2 separate regions of the Homo sapiens genome follow, and region 2 is linked to region 1. A link is a loop called in an ENCODE intact Hi-C map of the cell type or tissue named here. Cell type or tissue: PC-3. All regions are shown on one strand. Each heading gives the region's core, and the rest is flanking DNA. Links, peaks and the distances in the headings are about the cores only.

The links. Hi-C counts contacts between places; a loop is a spot of excess contacts. Peaks named below come from ENCODE experiments on the same cell type or tissue, not always from the same donor. Only the 100,000 strongest peaks of a DNase experiment are listed, where the experiment ranks them.
Region 2: it touches region 1 in a loop (2.9-fold over the local background); 1 of 110 quality-filtered maps calls a loop at or near these places.

What each region holds. Positions count from the first base shown.
Region 1 is chr3:18,765,842-18,770,245 of GRCh38, reverse strand. No RefSeq gene overlaps it. Among named protein-coding and RNA genes, the nearest start is that of SATB1-AS1, 320 kb to the right of the region's middle. In PC-3, for the core only: CTCF peaks have their summits at 1,867 and 2,070; no DNase peak of the experiment used is centred there; H3K27ac peaks cover 803 bases.
Region 2 is chr3:18,840,730-18,845,133 of GRCh38, reverse strand. No RefSeq gene overlaps it. Among named protein-coding and RNA genes, the nearest start is that of KCNH8, 310 kb to the left of the region's middle. In PC-3, for the core only: no CTCF peak of the experiment used is centred there; no DNase peak of the experiment used is centred there.

The DNA.
Region 1 (4,404 bases), core at 225-4,224:
GCAAACTCTCACCAGACACAATTTTCTGAGGCCTATTTCTTGGATTCCTAGCCTTCAGAACTTTGAGCAATAAATTTATGCAGTTTATAAACTACCCAGTGTAAGGTATTTTGTTATAGCAGCCTGAACTGACTGAGACAGTGGGCCACCCTAATTTCCCATTCCTATCATAGTCTGTGGATATATAATGAAAAACTGTAGAGAAAGAGTTAAAAACAGATCAGGGGAATCTAGAAAGTAAATATTTGTCAGCAATCCCAGAGTTTAGGAAACATCACTGATCAGTAACTTTGTCATAGATTTAGTACCCTATGCCTCTTATTTGTTGTTTGTTTGGTTGTTTGTTTTACCAAAGGCTGTGTTTTGGAGACCACTGGCTGTATTTGCTATAACCAGATGCTTATGTTTTCCTAATCTAAGAACTGAGACTATTAAGGAGGATATAAAGGTGGCAAATCAGTGGTGGGGTTGGGAGCATTGAGTGTATTGTGCTTTGGGGAGCTTAATTTTGCAGGATGTCTCTGAAATTGATTTCAAAAAGTCCATGTTTTTCTCCCATTATTTGGGTTCATCAAAGGATTTCTCCTCTGTAAGCCCCTTATTAAAGTGTGTTAATAATTTGCTTAAAAGTCCAAGAAAATGACTGGCATAGAGTCAGTTGACTTATACCTTTTTTTCCTATCGCATCACTACTGGAACTCCTCTATGAAATCTATTGTTTACTTCCAATATTCACTTAAACCTTCAAGCACCAGCAAGTTGTTTGTTTTGCTACTGTTGTTTTAAATCTGTCCCATAGAAAATTTGTATAATATAATTGGGGGTGTCAGGCTTCTGGTCTAGAGTACCTCCCTATACTCTACTCACTGCAGTGGCTTTCGTGTGTGTTGGATGTAGCAGCTTTCCAAATTTTTGTTTTCTGAGAAAGTCAGACAATATTTTTAACCAAGTGTAGCAATACTGTGTGCAGCATAGGGAAAGAGAGCAGAATCAAAAATTAAATTTGGAAGTCTCCTTAAAACAAAAGTTCAGAAACCACTGACTTGGTAAGGGCGGTGATTTAATTCCCCTTCACTTTGAACCCTGCTTTTCTTGAATTCCTCGCTTCAGTGAAATTGGTTACTAACTGCCCAGTTATCCCAGATATAACCCAGAATCATTCTTAATGTTGCTTCTTCCTCAAACGTCACCAAGTCAGACAAATTATATTTTCTAAAGTGGTCTCATATTCATCCTCCTCACCTCTCTCCCTCTCTCTCTTTCTCCCCACATTCCCACCCCCAGTTGAGACCATTGCGCCTTTCATCTGTGTTATTGCATAGCCTCCCATATAGTCTCCCAGTCCCCATGTTCTCTAATCTGTTTCCCAAATGACCAAAGTGATTTTCCTATACAATATTTCTGATCAAGACATGAATGCTTAATTCCTATTATCATTCTTTTCTTTCCTTTTTTTTTTTTTTTTTTAATTGAGACAGAGTCTCCCTCTGTCACCCAGGCTGAAGTGCAGTGGTACAATCCCAGCTCACTGCAACCTCTGCCTACCAGATTCAGGCAATTCTCCTGCCTCAGCCTCCTGAGCAGCTGAAACTATAGGTGTGTGCCACCATACCCACCTAACTTTTGTATTTTTAGTGGAGACGGGGTTTTGTCATGTGGGCCAGGCTGGTCTCAAACCCCTGACCTCAGGTGATCCATCTGCCTTGGCCTCCCAAAGTGTTGGGATCACAGGTGTGAGCCACTGCTCCCGGCCCCATTATCATTCTTAAGATGAAGATTGAATTCTGTAGTTTAGCTTCTGATTACCTACTAGCCTCTCTTTATGGCCAATTTCTATTATAAGATTCAAAACTCTTTTGGCTCTCTGAGCCCACCATGCTCTTTTCAGACTTTTATTCACATTATTTTCTCTCCCTGAAGTACTTCTCACTCTCCCAGCTTAAGCACCTGTCACCTGGCCAATTCCTATTGAGTCACGGTGCAGGCTGCACATGACCCTGGAAGCTTCCCCTGATACCATTAGATGGGTTGGGTGACACTGCCATGTGCTTGCTTAGCAGCGTCCCCTACGGTGTTTCTTACCACATACAGTCTATCTGGCATGCGAACCCCACTAGACTGTAAGCTCCAGGAGAGCAGAGTCTGTGCTTGGCTTGCTTACAGTTTATCTACTCATCACCCAGCAAAGTATTTGGCACCTACTAAACATTCAATAAATATTTGTTGAATTGAATAAACATGGAAGGGTGGAGGACTATGTCAACTTACTTCATGTCCTGAGGACACACCCATAAACTAATTGTCAGCTCAACATAGTGACAGAGCACAAACTCTGTCAGGATGCCTGGACTTGAATCCTATTTGCACCACTTACTAGTATGTAACCTTGTGCAAGTCACTTAGCCCTCCGAAGCATCAGGTTTCTCATCTTAAAATGGGAATAATAAATCTTACTTAACAAACTTCTTATAGATTAAGCACCGATATAAATCAATCAGTATAGTATCTAGCAAAGTAGGTGCTATATAAGGAATATTCTTGTTATTATCAAAAATTGGTTAGCCAGTGGGATTGAATAGCACTCTTTATGGGTAGTACCAAAAGTATTAGAATTTAAAAGAAAGAAGAAAAAATACCCAGGAAGTTGGATGTAAGGGAAGGATAGAGGCGTAACAGTATCAGTACAGTTTTTAACATTATTCTAAGCTTTCACAAGCAACTAGGGTTTTATTTGAGTTTATTTCATGTTCACCTTCAGATTCAGATATGTGTAGGTATATCTAGAGGGCCTATGTATTTCAGTTTGGACCTTTTGGCAAGTGACAAAAGTACAACTCACAGGACTTAAGCACTAAAATGGATTTATTGACTTATAAAACTACATTAGTCAGGTAACATTGGCTTCAAGCAAAGCTTGAACCTTTGGTTCTAAAATGCCACAAAAAGCCCAGTTACATTTAGACGTAACTCTGAAAGTGACTTCCAGAAGCTCTCATGGATTTTTGTATCTGCTTTTCTATTCAGCAGGAAAGAGGAAGTCTTTATCTGAGCATTCAAGCCAAAGTTCTCACATGTACTCTGATGGCTCAAAGAAAGGACATGTGACTCAAACTCTCCAAATGAGAGCTGATACTGGGACGTTTTAGTGTCTTTTAATCAATCACTGTGATCAGGAACATAGTATATACTGATTTGCTTAAACAAATCTGGATTTACCAGTTGAACCAGAATTAAGGTCAACCTCATTAAACTACAGGGCTGAAAAGAAGGGAGGCAGGTTTTCCAAAAACCTTAGAAATGTTATTGCCATTAAAAAAGAGAATAGATATTTGCCAGAAAACAACGGTGCTTGAAGGACCAGGAAGCATCCTGAGAAAATACCTCATCTTCAAGGATGAGAGAATGCAGTCTCTAGTACTTCATCCAAAAACCACACCCACTGGAAGGTGAGGGTGAAGAGAAAGAGTAGTGTCACCTTGCAAGAATATTGTGTAATTAAAATATCCTTAAAGGATTTCCTAATGGTCATATGAAGAAGAAAACCAAGGAGCTGAAAAGTCATCCAAGTTGACCTAAAACGATAAATTTAGGACTCAAATCTAGAACTTCTGACTCCAAAATCACATGGTCTTGCAGAGTCACACAAATTGAGACCACAGTTGAAATAATCACACTTCACAACTGCCGGAAAACTTTTAAGACAATAGACCAAAAAGTAAAATGATAGGTTTATCTAAACTATGTATATTTAATAGGTAAAACTATATTTAGTGTCATCCAATCAATTGCATCCATGGAATCAAAGACAATAGTGAGATCTCGTGAATCATAAGACTCAAAGCTGTTTTTCCATTTAAATTCTTAACTCTTTTTTTTGGTAGCATATGAACTTCTTATATTTATTTTTAGGCACTCTGCACTGAGCTGCCTGCATCGTGTCAATGTTTGCTGTGCTAACTTTGCATCTAAAGGTTATTCAACACAGTGAGATATGAAAAAACACTCACATTTTTACCTCAAAGAAACTGTACTTGGATTCTGCTATATGTTCTAATGGTGTTAAATGTCAAAAAAATACTTGAAATATAAGTATTGGGAAATGCACTGCAACTGCTGCCCTAGATTGTTTGTGCAGCTAAAGGATATGAAGATGTCACTGCACTTCAGTTCAGGTTTGGCATTCTGGTGTCAGTCTGTCAGATTTCTAACAGGAATACAAATTGGGAGGTAGGAAAATAAGTCAGTGATTGTTTGTCAGTGCCTGCAATTCACCCAGTACTAGTCATAAACAAAAGAAGCACTAACAACTGAGAGAGCACATGAGTAATAAAATGGCTGTTGGTTGAGTATACCAAGCACCTTTATGTATTCCATCTCATTTAATGCTCATGTCAGCCCTGAAAA
Region 2 (4,404 bases), core at 152-4,151, 75 kb before region 1:
CATGACAAAATAAAAAAAAAAAAGGAGGCATGCAGGAATGGCAGGCATCGCTAAGCTGGCCTGCATCACTCCTTATTAGCATGTAGATATATATGCCATGGCCTTGTCCTAGGGCACATCCTCACTCTCACCACAGTGGGCCAATAGATTAATTCAAAATGTGAAAGGTTGAAACAATAACAAAAGTTACCCAATATCGTAATCAATTGCTTACCCTCATTTAGAAAATTCTCTATAGCTCCAGAACTCCATTTTCCCCTTCTTTTGAACACCAATAGCATTTTTATTTCTCTTTCTTAGGCCACTTTTCTTTTATTTATATCAATAGCTTTGTCCTTCTATTTAACTGTAAGCTCCTTGAGAACATAATTGCATATTCATCATCTTTGTTTTTCCCCAGAGCCTAGACGAGAGATGTTTTCTCCTAGGTGTTTCTTGATAACTACTTGTTGAATAAAATTGAATAAACCGGCATTAGACGGAACAGACCACAGACTAGAAATAAGAAGTCTGGAATTTTAAGCCTAACTCAGTCATTAACTGGTTATATGATCTTGTAGAAACTTCTGCTTCATTGGGTTTCAGTTTCCTTTTCTATTAAATTAAGTAATTGGAATTAATTGTGAGGTCTTAAGATCGCTTCCAGCTACAAGTCTGTGTTTTGTTATGAATTCTAAAAGATACACTTAAAAATGACTTCTCATTTAGGTACAGGAATGGTGTCATTGCTGTTTTTGCCAGATATTATCTTAGCCAAAAGGGTGGGGGGTGGGGATGAAGCCACCTAAAATAGGTTCTGATAGAAACTGTAGCAATGACTTACCCAGGTGTTTAAAGTAGGACACTTTATTGGGTGTCCCCCCAGCCCTGTGGTAAAGCTGACTATCAAAGGAACTAAAAAATTTGGAGAAGATAAGAATGCCACAGGTGTATCTCTGGTGAAACAATTCTGTGCTGTAGATCACTATGAAGTCCGGAGGGGAGGAAAGGGAGCTGCCAGATCAACATACCATTTTCAGAGACTGAGTTTACAGAGGAACAGTTGCCAGTGTGGTACTGGCCTAATGATTTTATCTCATTCTCTGTCTGACTTCCCTCCAGTGAATCTTGTAAAGGAACCAGCTACCTGATCCTTTAATCCAGCTAACATTTTATCAAAGAAGATTCAAATTAGTTTTGCTTATTCCAGATGCTTTATATGCAAATGAGCCTCAGAATTGGTGGCAACTAAAATGTGAAGCAGACGCCATGATCTGTCGGAGGAAATACTCCCACCTGAGCACCCTCCCTAAACAATGGGATCATTCTCTTCTCCTTGCTGCTCTTGGCTTCTTTTTCTCAGGGGAAGAATTCTAGAATGCTCAGATATCCCCTGACTCTTTGATCCAAAGGATGAACTCTTCAGATTCCTTTTAAGTGTAATTGGCTTCGACTTTCACTAAATGACACGTGGATCACTATCCCATCCTTCCATAAAAAGCATTACCTAGGCAGTATTAATCACAGTTTGCAAGTCAAATATTAAGATCATTCCTTGGAGTAATCCAGTGGTACAACTTTGCCATTTAATTTTCCCTTTGCAACTCTAACTAGACAAGGGAGACTGAAACATTGAGCTAGGAATTATTTATTTAAAGCCACAAACCAACACACACAGATTCTGGATAAAGATTGTTTACTCTCCCTTATAATAAAAGTGGCATCTTAACGCAGAGCTGTGGGGAGCCTCAACCTTGCCTGTAGGCCAGCTCTTGCATTCTCCCATGTAGCCTGGCATTTGCCCTCTAGCATTCCTATGTTGCTTGGCTCCAAATGGAAGTGCTCTTAATTTCAAATGATTTACTGGGGAGAAGCAAGAGGCCCGTCTGTTTGTATTTGGCTTCCCCGTGTCTCAGGGGTGATTTTGAGAAGATATCTTATGTTGTAAAGCAGGGATAGGAAATAGAGAAATGCCTACCTGCTGTTGGGATAGAGCTCACTGGTGTTTTATGCAGCTTCCTGGTACCATTTTCAGCCACAGTGAAAAGAAAGAGAGTCAAGTCAGAGGACAGCAGCTAAATAACTGACTGGCAGGGTAGATTTATGCAATTCTCATGGGGTTATTTGTTGAAGGACTGTCCTGCTGGATCGTTCAAAGAGCAGAAGGGTAGCCCTACTGACACCAATCTCAGTGACAGTGGTATTAACCATAGTCCTGCTCCCACAGCATTCAATTCTGTTACAAAACTCTCCAGATTATACAGAAATTACATTTTTTCTATATCTGTTTTCAGCATTTGCCTGTGAGTTACTCACAGGAGACGTACTATGTTTGTATTCTCTTGCTTCTGCACAGTACCAAGCAAATAATAGATACTCAAGAAAAATGTTAAATGAATACATATGTATGTGAATGAATTAAAACTCTTTTTCAGCTGAAGCAGGCGCATGCTTATAGAGAAACGTGCTGTATTTAAATAGTGGCATCTAATACAAATATATTACATAAACTTTTACTACCAGTTTTATTTACATAGACTATCAGACTAAAGAATTAGAGCAGCACTGTCCAATATAACTTTCTGCAATAATGAGAAAGTTCTATTTCTGTGCTGTCCATTAGAGTAGCCACTAGCCACTTACGACTACTAAATACTTGAAATATAGCTAATGTGACTGAAGAACTATATATTAATTTTTTTAATTTTAATAATTTAAATAGTAACATGTAGTTCATAACTACTGTATTGGACAGTATAGATCTAGAGACACTCCCAGGGGAAAAAAAGAAGAAAGAAAAGTGTACTCCTTGATGTTTTTCAAAGGGAAAAATACATGTGCATGTGCATATGTATAAGTATGTGTGGTATGTGTTATAAGTGGTTAATGCCAGATTCATCATCAACATGGCGAAATATGTTAGGAGCATGTCTTTGGAATAAGGCAGACCTCAATTCGAGTCTTTGGCTCTGCCACGTACAAGCTATGTGACCTTGAATAACTCATTGTTATTACTGGCATGCAAAATTGCCCTTCCTGCCAAGCATGTCAGAATAGAAACCTTAAATTTTTGGAGAAGATACGATAGGATGCCAACATCATTCTAAAAATGAGTTGTTGGTAGGTAGCTCCTTTCCCCCCCCACAAAAAATAATATAACATAGATACCAACGATACACTGCAATTCTTCTTAGCTTATGTAATCCTATGTCACTTTTCTTGACTGCCAAGCATCTAACTTAATGTGTCTGGAAAAAGTCATTTTGTCTTTTATGAGAGAATAGAGTCAAGATTTTTGGTGTATTATTGGCATTTATAACAGGAATGATATATTTCAAATATAAAAAGTCAAGAGAAAAGACAGACAGGAAGGGAAGAAGGAAAAAAAGACTCAAGATAAAAGAGCTCAGTTGAATGCTAGTTTTCCATTTGTTTTGTTTCAGTTAAGTATCATAAACATGACTATCACCCTTGTGGCTCAGAAGAGGTGTAGATGCAGGGAAAACAGTATCCTTGGATCTGAATTCTCACTTGGCAGGTTACTCTGAGCCTTTGGTCAAGTTATTTAATCTCTGTCAACATCAATCCCCAACAGTAAAATCGGGTTAATTTTACTGTATGGTTGTTAAGAAGCTATGGGAAGGACAGGGACTGACACATAGTAAGCATTTAAAATTGTTTATTTTCTTCTCTTTTTTCCATGACTACTATTAGCATTTTCCCCAGTTACAGCTTCCTCTGGATATTAGAGGAGTGGACCACATAGGAAAATAAGACTATTGTCTTATTTTCTTTATCTATATCTTGAGATAAATAAATCTAATGAATATATGAGCTGAACAATGGCCATTCTAAAGGAACTACCAGCTTTTACCATAAGCACAATGAATTAAACTTCTGTTCTACATTTTTTTCCACATGAGTGTGCACATGTTTCATTAATCCAGTGTTGGTAATAGGGTTTTATTTTCAAAAGGCATTAAACTATGATTTAGGCCTCACTGTCCTCAACTGTGGATAGCTTGGGCATGCATACTTTCTGCCCTGATCATTAAGACTTAGAAGTGAACCAACTGCAATTGAACTGAGCTAGTAAGGGACACAGCTACGGAGGAAACTCAGACTTTCAGAGTGCGGTCAACAACTTGGGAACCATGATTGATACTTCAGCTTCACACTCCAGGTCCCTTTATTGTGAAGAAAGAATAGGGCTGGGTACCCTTTTCTTGCTTGTGCCTTTGGGCACATTGTTAGGGATCAAAGAAACCTCCTCTGAAGGACCTCTCCTGTGCACCAAAACACAACACTTTCCCATACAGAAACACCTGCACATTTTTAAGAAATTGTATCAACCAAAAGAGGTAGGTCCATTAATCAACTGAAGTTGACAAAACTGTTAACATTCTTTACATGCTTGCTGAAGAG